Linked DNA regions of Homo sapiens: region 2 is linked to region 1. A link is an interaction called in ENCODE POLR2A ChIA-PET data of the cell type or tissue named here. Cell type or tissue: OCI-LY7. All regions are shown on one strand. Each heading gives the region's core, and the rest is flanking DNA. Links, peaks and the distances in the headings are about the cores only.

What was found. ChIA-PET counts read pairs that join two places held together with the same protein. Peaks named below come from ENCODE experiments on the same cell type or tissue, not always from the same donor. Only the 100,000 strongest peaks of a DNase experiment are listed, where the experiment ranks them.
Region 2: POLR2A ChIA-PET joins it to region 1 with 8 read pairs; 2 of 35 experiments call an interaction of 5 or more read pairs at or near these places.

What each region holds. Positions count from the first base shown.
Region 1 is chr13:74,053,830-74,061,850 of GRCh38, reverse strand. All of the region lies in intron 1 of KLF12 (KLF transcription factor 12), which reads left to right. Among named protein-coding and RNA genes, the nearest start is that of KLF12, 77 kb to the left of the region's middle. In OCI-LY7, for the core only: no CTCF peak of the experiment used is centred there; no DNase peak of the experiment used is centred there; H3K27ac peaks cover 296 bases.
Region 2 is chr13:73,924,629-73,931,164 of GRCh38, reverse strand. The region is part of intron 3 of KLF12 (KLF transcription factor 12); the gene reads left to right. Among named protein-coding and RNA genes, the nearest start is that of KLF12, 210 kb to the left of the region's middle. In OCI-LY7, for the core only: no CTCF peak of the experiment used is centred there; no DNase peak of the experiment used is centred there.

The DNA.
Region 1 (8,021 bases), core at 2,268-7,267:
TCAGAAAGCTATCATATAACGTCAAGGTATAAAAATCATGTGTGACCTTGATTTCTACAATACTTTACGTATTCAAAGTAGTTGAACCTTTATTTAGGAGGATGCTTCCTTCAAATTAAAGACTTTTGCTCAGAGAGTGCCACCATGTTTCAGTGGGAAAAGGATCAGATTAGCCTCGGGATACTTGGAAGTTATGGCAGAGGTTGCAGAGTAATTTTTCATTATTTGCTAGAACTTGGGACATCATTGGGATTGTTTTTAATCACAGGTGAAGAAACTGAGACCCCAGAGTGTTTTTTTTATCTGTGGTCTCACAGTCTAGGAAGTATCATGGAAATTAGATGGATGAGTCTAATTGAAAGTCACTGTGTGCAATAACTGGCGTGCCACTTTAGAGGGCAATTAGGAAAAACTGTAGTATGCTTATATTAAATTTTTCTGGACCTTGATTTCATCTGTCTTTGGAACTTAGAAGTTTCTTAAGGATCATGAAATTTGTCTTAGTGATTAAAAGCTAGGCTCCAGAACCCACCTATCTGTGTTTGAAACCTAGTTCCTCCCTCAGTGTTACATGACCTAGGCTAAGTTACCTAACATATCAGGGCCTCAGTTTCCTCATTTATAAGATGACCTTATTGATAGAACTTAACCTTAAAGGATTGTTGTGATGTTTTGAGAGAATATATCTGAAATGCCTCATTTGGTACCTCCTACATAAAAAGACCAAAGTTAATGTGAACTCTTGCTATGATGAATGTTACTTTATTGTACAATGCCTCAAGGCCTTGATTCGATAGCTGCATTTTTGTTTGTGTTGAAAGTATTGGACCACACATGGTAACCCAGGGACCAAGGTCTAGACTTAGCCCATGAGATGGTACTATTCCCCTCACCCTTGTCTACTAGAAAATAATTTCTCTTCTGGTAGGAAATAAGTGCTCTATCAATAGTGAAGTGCTTTTTCAGGAGTAAAGTTCAAGAAGTTAAAACCTGTGAATAGAGATCAGTGAACATTTTAGAAAATAGAAAACGACCACTCCTATTCAACAGAGTACTGGAAGGCCTAGCCAGAGCAATCAGGTAAGAGAGAAATAAAAGACATCCAAATTGGAAAAGAGGAAGTAAAATTATCTCTGTTCACTGATGGCATGATCTTATACCTAGAAAACCCAAAAGACTTTTTGGAAAGGCTCCTAGACTTGATAAACAACTTCAGTAAAGTTGTAGGATACAAAACCAGTGTACAAAATTCAGTTGCATTTCTGTACACCAGTAATGTTCAAGCTGAGAACCAAATCAGGAACTCAACCCCATTTACAACACACACACACACACACACACACACACACACACACACACACACACAAAACCTAGGTATACATTTAACCACGGAGGCGAAAGATGTCTTCTTAAGAAGAAGTTCTACAAAACACTAATGAAAGAAATTTTAATTGATACAAACAAATGGATTGGAAGCATCAATATTGTTAGTATGACCAAACTGTCCAAAGTAATCTACAGATTCGACACAATTTCTATGAAAATACCAAAGTTATTCTTCACAGAATTAAAAAAAAATCCTTAAGTTTATATGAAAACAAAAAAGACCACGAGCAACCAAAACAATCCTAACCAAAAAGAGCAAAGCTAGAGGCATCATGTTACTTGAATTCAAATTATACTACAAAGCTATAGTAACTAAAACATCATGGTACTGGTACAAAAATAGATGCATAGATCAATAGAGAAAAATAGAGAACCCAGAAATCAAGCCACATACTGCAACCAACTGATCTTTGACAAAGTGGACAAAAATAAACAATGGGGAAGTGGCACTCTATTCAACAAATGGTGCTAGGAAAATGGCTGGCTTTGTGCAGAAGAATGACACTGGACCCCTGTCTCTCACCATATACAAAAATTAAGATGGATTAAAGACTTAAATATAAGACCTGAAACTATAAAAGCCCTGGAAGGTAAAACTCTTTTGGATATTGGCCTAGACAAAGAGTTTATGGCTAATTCCCCAAAAGCAAATGCAACTAAATCAAAAATAGACAAATGGAACTTAAGTTAAAAAGCCTCTGCACAGCAAAAGAAATAATCAACAAAATAAACAGGCAATCTACAGAATGGGAGAAAACATTTGCAAATTATGCCTCTGATAATAAAGGACTAATAATATCCGGAATCCACACAGAATTCAACAAGAAAAAAAACTCCATTAAAAAGTGGACCAAGGTCATGAACAGACACTTCTGAAAAGAAGACATGTAAGTGGCCAACAAACATGAAGAAATGCTCAACATCATTAATCAGAGAAATGCAAATCAAAACCACAATGAGATATCATCTTACACATGATAATAATTGTCAGAATAGCAATTATTAAAAAGTCAAGAAACAACAGTTGTTGGTGTGGATGCAGAAAAAAGAGAATGCATGTATACTGCTCGTGGGAACAACTAGTTCAACCCCTGTGGAAAGCAGTTTGGAGATTTCTCAAGAAACTAAAAATAGAATTGCCATTCAACCCAGCAATCCCACTGCTGGGTGTCTACCCAAAGGAAGATAAATCATTCTATGAAAATGCTTGCTCTTGTGTGTTTATCGCAGCACTATTCACAATAGCAAAGTCATGGATTCAACCTAAATGTCTGTCAGCAGTTGTCTGGATAAAGAGAATGTGGTGTATACACACTGAAATACTATGCAGCCATAAAAATATGAAACTGTTGTCCTTTGCAGCAACATGGATGAAACCTGAAGGCCACTATCCTAAGTGAAATAAGTCAGAAACAGAAAATAAAATACTGCATGTTCTTATAAGTGGGAACTAAACAGTGGGTCCACATAGTCATAAACAATAGACACTGGGGGACTCCAAAAGGCAGGAGATTAGGAGGGGAATAGGGCTGAAAAATTACCTTTTGGGTACAATGATCATTTATGGGTGATGGGCTCATTAGAAGCCCAAACCCCAGCATTATGCAATATATCCGTGTAACAGTCCTGCACATGTGTACCCTGAATCTAAAATCAAATCAAATAAGTAGAAAATAAGAACAACAATCCAAGTTCATAGTAGCAGGTCTCATTCATGATCATCTTATACTTTAAAATGTCTTTCCTTCTTTTACACTCTGCTGTGTATGGCTATGCATTTTTATATGTGTGTTACTTTTGCATATATTATTTAAATGATAAAATTATGAGCCTGTAATCCCAGCACTTTGGGAGGCCGAGGTGGGCGGATCATGAGGTCAGGAGATCGAGACCATCCTGGCTAACACAGTGAAACCCCATCTCTACTAAAAATACAAAAAAATTAGCCGGGCGTGGTGGCGGGCGCCTGTAGTCCCAGCTACTCGGGAGGCTGAGGCAGGAGAACGGCGTGAACCCGGAGGCGGAGCTTGCAGTGAGCCGAGATGATGCCGCTGCACTCCAGCCTGGGTGACAGAGCGAGACTCTGTCTCAAAAAAAAAAAAAAAAAAAAAGATAAAATTATGAGATAAATTCCTTCACACCCATTTTGCAGATGAGGAAACTAAGGTTCTGAGAAACTTATCAAAGATTATATAGCTGGCCGGGCACAGTGGCTCATGCCTGTAATCCCAGCACTTTGGGAGTCCGAGGCGGGTGGATCAGTTGAGGTCAGGAGTTTGAGACCAGCCTGGCCAACATGGCAAAAACCCATCTCTACTAAAAATACAAAAATTAGCTGGGCGTGATGGTGCATGCCTGTACTCCCAGCTACCCGGGAGGCTGCGGTAGGAGAATTGCTTGAACCTGGGAGATGGAGGTTGCAGTGAGCCGAGATCATGCCACTGCACTGGAGCCTGGGTGACAGAGTGAGACTCCATCTCAAAAAAAAAAAAAAAAATTACATAGCTATAAAGTGGCTGCATGAACTCTTTCAGTTTTTGTTTTTCCCTGTTTCCAAGTCTCTATCTCTGTTTTCATCTGATTCTTCCCTTCACTGTACATGCTTTGACCTCCTTCCTTCTTACTCTTCATCTTTCTCTTCTCCCTTTGAATGTTACCATTCCCTTATTTTTCCTCATTTCCCTTATGTATAACAAAAATAACTTTCAGGATGTTACTGTCTCTCATTTTTGAATTTTTGTGCTCAATTTTAAGAGCTGATAATATATTCTCTTTTAAAATAGTTGAATAATTTCATCATTGGCAATTTCTGGCCATTGAATTGACTTGTCTCTTCTGTATATCAATGACTGGGGATAAGAAAAGCAACTTGTTATTCCAGTTTAGGAGGTGGAAGTGACTGATTGATATGGTCAAAATTGTCTTTTTTATTTATAGATATTTTGTCTTATACTAGCTGAGTGCTTTGGTCTTAACAGTTACCATTGTAGCCATCGTTTCGATTGCTTTTGTCTTCTCAGAGTGTAGTACATGCTGTAACCTGTTCTTTGGGAGCCCAGTGAGATTAGGGATGGGAGGAGGTCACAGTTCCCTCTCGGTCCCTGGGGATGGGGTGGAGGTTTCAGGCAGCTGGATTTCCAGCTTTGTGTCTGTCTCGCCATTATGAACTGGCTGTCCCTGTTGTACTTTGTCTCCACCCACACAGGAACACAGCCCTTTTCCCTTGCCTTTCTGTTTTTTTAAAATTAAGATCATGTTGGGTAAACTTTATGAAGATAATGAAGATAAGGGCAACAAAAGTTCAGAAGTTCAGAAACAAAAAAGCCTGAAATCGAATATTAGACCATGTTTTTTAAAAGTGCCTCTTCAGGATTCAGCAGCTTGTATCTGGCAGCTCATCATGGCTGGTCTCTCTGTCTCTCACTGCAGAGTACAAAAATAATGTTGAGTCTGAGTTACACAGAGCACTGCAACTTTCTCTGGCTCCTGTGCCCACACCCACTTCTGGGCCTCCTTTTGCTCATCTAGAGACCCATTAATACTTTCTCCAGGTCTTTTCACTCCTTTACCAGGCCCCACAAGGGAGGTGTGTAGGTATGCAGATTTATTTTTCCACTGAGATGAATTTCATCCTTCTCTCCCCTCCCAAAAAAGGCAGACATGGCTCTTAAATATTTTTCCATTCCTCTTTTACACATAGAATTAAAGCCAAAAATAATTATGGTAATCTCGGCTTTTTTGGTCTAGTAGATTTTAGATGAGTTGGGGTTTACTGTAACTTCGAAATAACATTTTTTAGTTCAACAATATAGATGGGTAACACAATTTTTATTTTCACAGATTACTTTTCTGAGCCTATTTGTAGAATAAGCATGGCAAATACTTAGATAAGTTTTACTTCTCCCCTCTGTGCAGGGAGCTCTTCATGTTAAATCGAATTCTCATGCACTCAAAGCGATGGATGTACTGCATAATTTTACACCTAGTGCCGTGTCAGTTGAATTTCTTATTCATCACACACCATATGAAGTGTTATTAATCTTTACTGTAAGTAGAATGACAAGTGAGCAATAAAAGCCAGGCCCTAAAAAACTACCAACGAACATACAGGAACAAATCCCCTAACAGATGCTTTAGAAAGAAGTGACAGTCAGTGAAATTTGGGTTACATGTATGTTGCATAACTGATGGGCTGCTGTGTACACCCAATATGGTTCTTGGTTTTCTTCCTCTTTAAATCACAGTGTGGGCTCCATTCTTGCCTGCTTCTCTCCCTCTTTCCCTCCCTCTTGCTCTCCCTTTCTTCCTCCCTCAGACCTCCTCCATTCCTATATCCTATTTTAAAAACATTTGTGGTTGGGAGCTGCTGGACTCTTACCTCCTTCTGCTTTCCTCTTCTGGCAAGTATCTGCAGGTGTCTGCATCTGAGTTCTCAGGTACACCCATGTTTTCCTGAACTGGGTTGAGGATAGCCTCAGAAGGTGTTGGCACAGCTCATGCTCAATGCTTCTTTCTGTTTCTTCTGCCTCTGTTACCCACCTGTGCACATCTACCACTGTTCTTGGGGTTGTTTTGATATCATTATCCAAGCCTGCTGTTTGTCCTTCCTGGGCCTTACATGCCTCCGTTTATCCTGGCCCCAGACTTGAGGTTTTATATACACTGCTTATTGTCCACCTGCTGCTAGAACAACTCAGTGTTTAGGGTAAATTGTTGTTGGTTGTTTTTTTCCCTCTGCCACCGTTGCTTATCCTACCTTCCAGTGTTACAGGGAAAATTTCCTTTGGACGTATCTTGACTGTCCGTGGTAAGAGCCATGGTGAGCTCTGGCTGCAGAGAAGCTAAGCCCAGGTGAAAACAGAAGAGCTTTGTAAAAACACTGTGGAAGGTTGACTGTGCCTATAGTTTGTTTCCATATTCTTGCATAGATGGTGATGCACATCATATGTGCACAGTGTGATACGAGATCAGACCTACTGGAGCACGCTTTGCAGCTTTCTGTTGCATCTTGTAAAGAACCAAGAAAATACAGTTTCCAGACATCCTCAGATAATCTGATGGCAAAGTAAATAAATGCTTTGTATTGATTTGTTGTTGTGTTCCATCAGTACAAACATTTTTTTTCTTCTAATAAATTGCTTTACAGCTAGGGTTTTGCCTTTTAAAGACATGTAAGTAAATGGAATGGATTTGAGAAATAGAAGTCTAAACTTCCAACTACTTGATGCCAACACTACACGATATTTTGGTGAGAGAGTAAAGGGCAGAATTTGACTTGTTACAACTTTGTTAGCTTTCTTATGGCAGTTTTTCTTAACATGATTTTTCTGATGCTTTAAAAATATTTGGTAAATGTCAGTGGCTGCTGTACAATTGCATATTCTGCTAGGTGCTCTTGAGCAAGATATTTGACGTCTCTTTGTCTTAATTTCTTTGCCCTGTTATTGTAATTTCTTACCTTCTTCATCGCGATGTTCTGATGTGTGTGATGCTGTATTATCATGTTTTGGAATAAATGTCATGTGTCCATACAAAGTATAATACAATGAACTTTTATTTTCTTTAGTATTAAGTCTTTGCTAATTTCAAATTAGTGTATATGTGCACTGAAGATGTTTAAGCTTATGAGTAATTTTTCTTAAGATCGTAGACATTGTTTTTATTTTGGAAAATGAGGTACAAGCAATTCTATCAAGAATGGAAAGTACACGGTCCAGTGAATAAAAGCCAATGGTGTTAATGTAGTTAGCAAAATGTATAGGAACCTTGATATATTAGGAACACCAAAAAATTGCATTAACAAAGGAGGCAGCACAGTTGTGAGAATGGCCCTGGATTCTGATCTTAGAAGCTTATGTGCTCCTGCATTAAGCCTTGAGTTGTTTTTTCATTTGTAAAATGAATCATTTGAACTTGATAATCTTGAAGTTCTCTTTTGTTCTGTCTTTCTAAAACCAAGTATTCACTTCCTTGCTCTTCCTTGCCAGCCTCTCCCATCAGGTCTCGGGCTTGGTCCTCTACAAGGGAATTGATACAGGTCATGGTGAGCTGACTCTCCGTGGGATTTTTATGCTGATGGAAAAACTCCAGCTTCTGACTACAGCTACCCTAATGGCTTTTTTATATTCTGTATCATGTATAAATGATACCAAATTTTTGGCCAAAGCATCTGAAAATTTAAATGATCATTCTGAAGTCAGTTGCTTTGATTTCTCTTTATGAATTGTTCCAGTGGCCTTCACAAGCCTGTCAGTTGTCAGTCTTTGGAGTTAGGAGCAGACTTTATATGTTTTGTTGTTTTCTTTCTTTGGTCTAAGAATTTTCATACTGTGAGTAGTATGAAATACCTATTGAAGATATTCTGGAGCAATTTAAAATTTACAGTGCCCTAAGATTATTTTTATGTGATGAAATACATGCAAATGTTTCTTGAGAGTGGGATTTCATTAAGATATGACACAAATACTTTCTTAATTACGACTAAGAAATATGCCTCTAAATGTTCATAGTAATATTCTGTACCCATTAATCCCACAGAATGAATTTATCCTTAGTTCTTTTAATGACTATGTGTCTCTAGGTCCCATTTTACCATTCATTGTGACTAAAATGCAGACATGCCACAAAGTTTTCTG
Region 2 (6,536 bases), core at 1-5,000, 130 kb after region 1:
AAATATGTGGCTAGGGCAGTGGCTCATGCCTGTAATGCCAGCACTTTGGGAGGCCGAGGCGGGTGGATCACCTGAGGTTGGGAGTTTGAGACCAGCCTGACCAACATGGAGAAACACCATCTCTACTAAAAATACAAAAAATTAGCGAGACATGGTGGCACATGCCTGTAATCCTAGCTACTCAGGAGTCTGAGGTAGGAGAATTGCTTGAACCCGAAGGATGTTGTGAGCCGAGATCGCGCCATTGCACTCCAGCCTGGGCAAGGAGCGAAACTCCGTCTCAAAAAAAAAAAAAAAAAAAAAATGTTTCCAGTTATTCACATAGATGTTGAAAAAAGATTTAACATTAATGATGCTCCAAAGTAATGCTGTGCTTTATTACTTTATTATCAGGAAAAAATTGCTACTGTCAGTCTGTTTATACTGTAAAATCAAAACATTGATATTGTGCCGTTATATACTTGCCTTTTACCAATAATTGCCATTTTAAAATAGATGTGTTTAATTCTGTATTCTGGATTTTACTCAGAAATACTATGTCTTATCATGTGTGTCTTTCCTTAAACATGAACTACTAAAAACAATTGTTACTGTAGAAAGCATTTCAAACGTTATTCAGAAACATATATGGTTGTGACAGTTAAATGAATGATGGTTTTTAAAAAACTTTCAATTTCCCAAATTGAATAAAAAACTTTTCTAGTTAATATGTAGTATTTTAATTCAAATTGTTTCCAAAAACATAAAACATTATTAGCATTCAGTGTCTCCATTGTCTTAGAAAATGATCCTTGAAGAAATATAAGAAAACTGTAAGAGGCAAAAATAATGTATGACATATGATGTGGCCAGTTTATTTAATAGAGTTTATTTAATAGATATTTGCGTTTTTTAAAAAAATGATGCATATGACTATGCTTTTATGATATAACATTTCTAAATGGTGGGGAAAAAATTCAAGTTTCTGGCACTTGCAATTTTTGAACCAATCATCTTTACATTATTCCCTAAACAATGTCTTGCTATTGTTAAGAGACCTATGGCCTTTATTGGACAGAGTAAATTGTTTTCAAATGCAGTTGCACCTATATAATCTGACCCTACTTTATATAGCTGACTTTATTTCTCAGAACCTTTCAGCCTGCTTGTGATCAGGGTGTGTAGTGGCCTTTTGTGATTGCCTGACATCTTTTATTTATCATGTTGACATGTTGTTACTTTCTTGTGTTGTGATTCCAGTCCTCCCAAGATAGAATCTTTATTTTTTCATCTGCATTTCCTAGACTCTCTTGCTGCTAGGATATGGACATGTTGCCCATCTGCTGTACCATGCATAAAAGGGATGCAGAAGGGAGCAATGTAAGGCTGCCTGCACACAGAACAGCTGTTTGGGCAAGTGCAATGGTTAGGACTTAACGGCGTTGTGGCAGAGGCTGTGACATTTCTGGCACCACACACTTGGAGGTGGCAGCAGTGGTATTTTTACTGGAGCAGACCTAGTGTGCTTGCGCTTTGCCCCACCCATGTTGTTCCTGGCTGATTCTCTGATGTACTGAGATTTCTGAGCTGATATTTGAAAAAGTGTCTCTATCCACTTAAACTATACGGAGGGGATTCTGTTGTTTGCAGCTGATACAGTGAGATGTACTCTCTTTTCTGATCAGTAGATCTTATTTTGATGACTATGCGATACGATGTGTGGATTTTGAAGCCAAATTTTCTGTATTTATGTCCTACTCTGACACTTTGTGTAACCTGGGCAAGCTACTTAATCTGTCTCAGTTTCTTTATCTGTAAAATGGGGATTATAATATCTGCCTCATGGAGTTTCTGGGAAAGTAAAGAAGTTAATATATGTAATATTTCTTAGCTAATAGCAGTGACTACAACCTGAAGCACCCTCCTCTGTTCCTTTAGTTTATTTCAGTCATAGTTGTCTTGCAAGTCCCAGCACAAAATCCCTCTTCCAGAAAGCATTTCCATTGATCTCTCTTGTATTTGCACTTTTATTGAATCTACTTACAATCACTACCCACCCAATTTAGCACTTAATTGAGCTTAAATTTTATCATGTGGATTAATTCTCTTCTCAGTTTGATTTCAAACACATTCATTTTTAGTCACAAAATGGTGTGAGTTATGAGGGATGAAGGTAGGCAAGAATCTGACTTGAAGGAGCCCCACAGTTTACTTGGAGAGTGATCCTAATATTGAATTTTCAATAAGAATGTCTATGGGGGGTACTATTTATGAATGCTTTTATGTGCTTGGGCACTTATATTATCTGACACCCTAGTAATCTTGTGGTGATCATTGCCACTTTACCAATGAGGACAGCTGTAATTAATAATGGTTAAGGAACTTGAGGGTCACCCAGCTTCTCAGTGTCAGAATCAGCTACGTTTAACGTTGCTTTTTTTGTGATACAAAGTGGCAACTTAAATGCCAAAAGCATGTTAGGTAAGACAGTCATGGGAAATCATTGATTTTTGCAGGTCTTGAAGAATTATTCTCATTATTTTATCATGTTTCATGAAAAATGCATATTGAAATAATGCCATCTATTGATTAGTAGATAGAAACTGATTTGGTTAATTTAGGCTTGCATTTCCTTAGTGTTGGAAATGTACTTCCTCTGACTTATTCAGTGTTTGTGGTATAAAGAAAAATAGCAACAAGTACTGCTTTCCATTTGTATATACCCCTTGCATAATTGAGAGCACTTACTTGTGTGTTATTATTTGGTATTTTCTCAATTCATTGAGAAGATGGAATAGAGTATTGTGGTCACCATGTATCACATGAAAACATAATGATCACTTGCTTAAATCTCAGAGATAATTGTAACCATTGTGAGATTATCGCCTAGAACTTCTAACACTTAACCTTTAGCTAAAGGGTTTAACTGCCTGCATATTTCAAGTGCCTGTATATAGTTTACGGTTTTCAGTAAAAACTGTGGATGGACAAGATCCCCAGAAATCATCGTGGACTTAAGAGATAGATGTTGGCCAGGTGTGGTGGCTCACGCCTGTAATCCCAGCATTGTGGGAGGCTGAGGCAGGCAGATCATGAGGTCAAGAGATAAAGACCATCCTGGCCAACATGGGGGAACCCCGTCTCTACTAAAAATACAAAAATTAGCTGGGTGTGGTGGTGTGTGCCTGTAATCTCAGCTACTCAAGAGGCTGAGGCAGGAGAATCACTTGAACCCGGGAGGCGGAGGTTGCAGTGAGCCGAGATCATGCCACTGCACTCCAGCCTGGTGACAGAGTGAGACTCTGTCTGAAAAAAAAAAAAAGAGATCCCAGCACTTTGGGAGGCCGAGGCAGGCGGATCACGAGGTCAGGAGATCAAGACCATCCTGGCTAAAACGGTGAAACCCTGTCTTTACTAAAAATACAAAAAAAAAAAAAAAATTTAGCCGGGTGTGGTGGCACGCACCTGTAGTCCCAGCTACTCAGGAAGCTGAGGCAGGAGAATTGCTTGAACTCCAGGAGGTGGAGGTTGCAGTGAGCCGAGATCGCGCCACTGCACTCCAGCCTGGGCAACAGAGCAAGACTCGATCTCAAAAAATAAAAAATAAAATAAAGAGGTAGATGTTAATATTAGTATAAGGAAGTTCTGGCCTAATGTTAGAGGTGGAAACAGAGCTGACTCTTGTTAGTAAAGGTTTGGAGAAGAGGTAAAAGATGAAAGGGTGTTATGGGCTGGATGGAGATAGTGTGGAAAACACGGATGGGAATGGGGCTTATCCTGTACCAAGGTACTGCCCCACAGCTGATGTTTTCCAGTAAGAGAGGGTACGTTCCTCATTGCTTTGTACAAGAAAACTGTTACTTGTAATATAAAATAAGAATCCTGAGTTAGTATTGATTTGGGGAGGAGAGGAGTGATCAAGGGGAGAAGCCTCTGGGCTCTCCCACTTTTAGCTGGCTGCTTAGTCTTCTTCCCTTTCTCACCTTCTCAATGGTGCAACTCCTTACTTCTTTCTGTGGTACTGGATTTTCAAGCCTGTTCAACTGTTCTAGAGTTCATTTAGATAAAATGGGAATTATTGTATTTGTTCACATAAAAGCTGTGTTATATTTTAAGTGGTAAGACATTTGAGTTTCATACATGACACCCTTTCACATTTTTTATGCTATTTCGTATGACTTTATTTCAATTCCATGTTAACACTTTGGGAAGAATTCATGGGATAACTTGGCACTTTTTTTTTTTTTTCAAAGGAGACACGGAGTTGAGTGCTGTTCTGTCATGTTCTCAGTTGTCTTCTAAAATGGGGTGAATGTGATTATGCAGACTCTCCATTTTACTGAAATGATACAATTCTACAGATATGCACTGAATGTACCCTGATCTGCAGAGACACAATTACTTGAGTAATTCACGCAGAGAAACTACGTGTGCTTAAAACCGAACCATTTATTCTGTGTCTAAAAACCATGTGTTAGAGTGATATAGTTTGATTAGTTCTGAAAAGTAAGTTCTACCTTTGGTTCTCCTTTATTTATGTTAAAAAAAAAAAAAAGAGAGAGAGAGAAAAGGAGCATTGAAGAAATATCCTGAAGATACAGACACACCTCAGAGATATTGCAGAGTTGGTTCCAGAGCACCACAATAAAGCAAATATTGCAATTAAGCAAGTCACACAATTTTTTTTTGTTTCCTAGTACATATTAAACTTATGTTTATGCTCTACTGTATTCTATTAAGTGTGCAAGACCATTACATCTAAAAACAATGTATATACCTTAATTTTACAGGACTTTATTGCTAAAAAATGCTAACGATCATCTGGACTTTCAGCAAATCTTCATCTTTTTGCTTCTGGAGGGTCTGCCTTGTGTGTTGATGGCCACTGACTGATCAAGGTGGTGGTTGCTGAGGTTGGGGTGGCTGTGGCAATTTCCTAAAATGAAACAATGAAGTTTACTGCATCAGTTGACTCTTCTTTCATAAAAGATTTCTCTGTAGCATGCAATGCTATTCGATAGTGTTTTACCCACGGTGGAACTGCTTTCATGATTGGAGTCAGTCCTCTCAAACCCTGCCTCTGCATGCTCAACTACGTTCATAAAGTATTCTAAATCTTTTGTTGTTGTTTCAACAATGTCGACAGCATCTTTACCTGGAGTAGATTCCATCTAAAGAAACCATTTGCTTATCTGGAAAAAGCGACTCCTCATCTGTGAAAATTTTATCTGAGATTGAAGCAATTCCATCATGTCTTCAAGCTTTACTTCTAGTTCTAGTTCTCTTGCTATTTCCACCACATCTGCAGTTCCTTCCTCCGCTGAAGTCTTAAACACCTCCAAGTCATCCATGTGGGTGAAATCAACTTATTCCAAACTCGTGTTAATGTTGATACTTTGACCTCCTCCCATGAATCACAGGATGTTCTTAGGGTGTCTAGAATAGTGAATCCTTGCCAGAAAGTTATCAATTTACTTTGTGTACGTCCATCAAAGTAATCATTATCTATGGCAGCTATAACTGTATGAAATATATTTCTTTAATAATAATAATTGAAAATCAAAATGACTACTTATCCACGGGCTGCAGAATGGATGTGTTAGCAAATATGAAAATAATATTAATCTCCTTGTACACCTCTGTTAGTGCTTTTGGGTGACTAGGTACATTGTCAAAGTAATATTTTGCAAGGAATCTTGTGTTCTGAATAGTAGGTCTTAATAGTGAGCTTAAAATACTCCGTAAATCATGCTGTTAACAGATGTACTGTCATCCAGGCTTTGTTGTTCCATTTCTAGAGCAGACAGTAGATTTAGCATCATTCTTAAGGACCCTAGGATTTTCAGAGTTGTAAATGTGCACTGGCTTCAATTTAGAGTCACCAGCTACATTAGCCTGTAACAAGAGAGTCAGCCTGTGCTTTGAAGCCAGGCATTGACTCCTCTCTTGCTATGCAAGTCCTAGATGCCATCTTTTTCCAATACAAGGTTGTTCTGTATACACTGAAAGTCTGTTGTTTAATGTATATTCTCAACTTCATCAATGATCTTAACTAAATCTTCCAGATAACTTGCCACAGCTTTTACATCAGCTGTTGCTTTATCTTGTATTATTATGTTACAGAGACAGTTTCTGTCCTTAAACCTCATGAACCAAGCTCTAGAGCTAGCTTCAGACTTTTCTTCAGTAGCCTTATCATCTCTCTCAGCCTCATAGAATGGAAGAAAGTTGGAGACTTGCTCTGGATTAGGCCTTGGCTCAAGGGAATGTTGTGGCTGGTTTGATCACCTGTCGAGACCACTCAAACTTACTCCATATCAGCAATAAAGTTGTTTCACTTTCTTATTTGTATATTCACTGGAGTAGCACTTTTAATTTCTTTCAGGAACTTTACCTTTTCATTCACAGTGTGGCTATTTGGTTTAAGAGGCCTAGGTTTCAGCCTGTTTTGGCTTTCAACATGCCTTTCTCACCAAACTTAGTCATTTCTAGCTTTCTATTTAAAGTGAGAGACATGGAACCCTTCCTCTCAGTTGAACACTTATAGCCATTGTAGG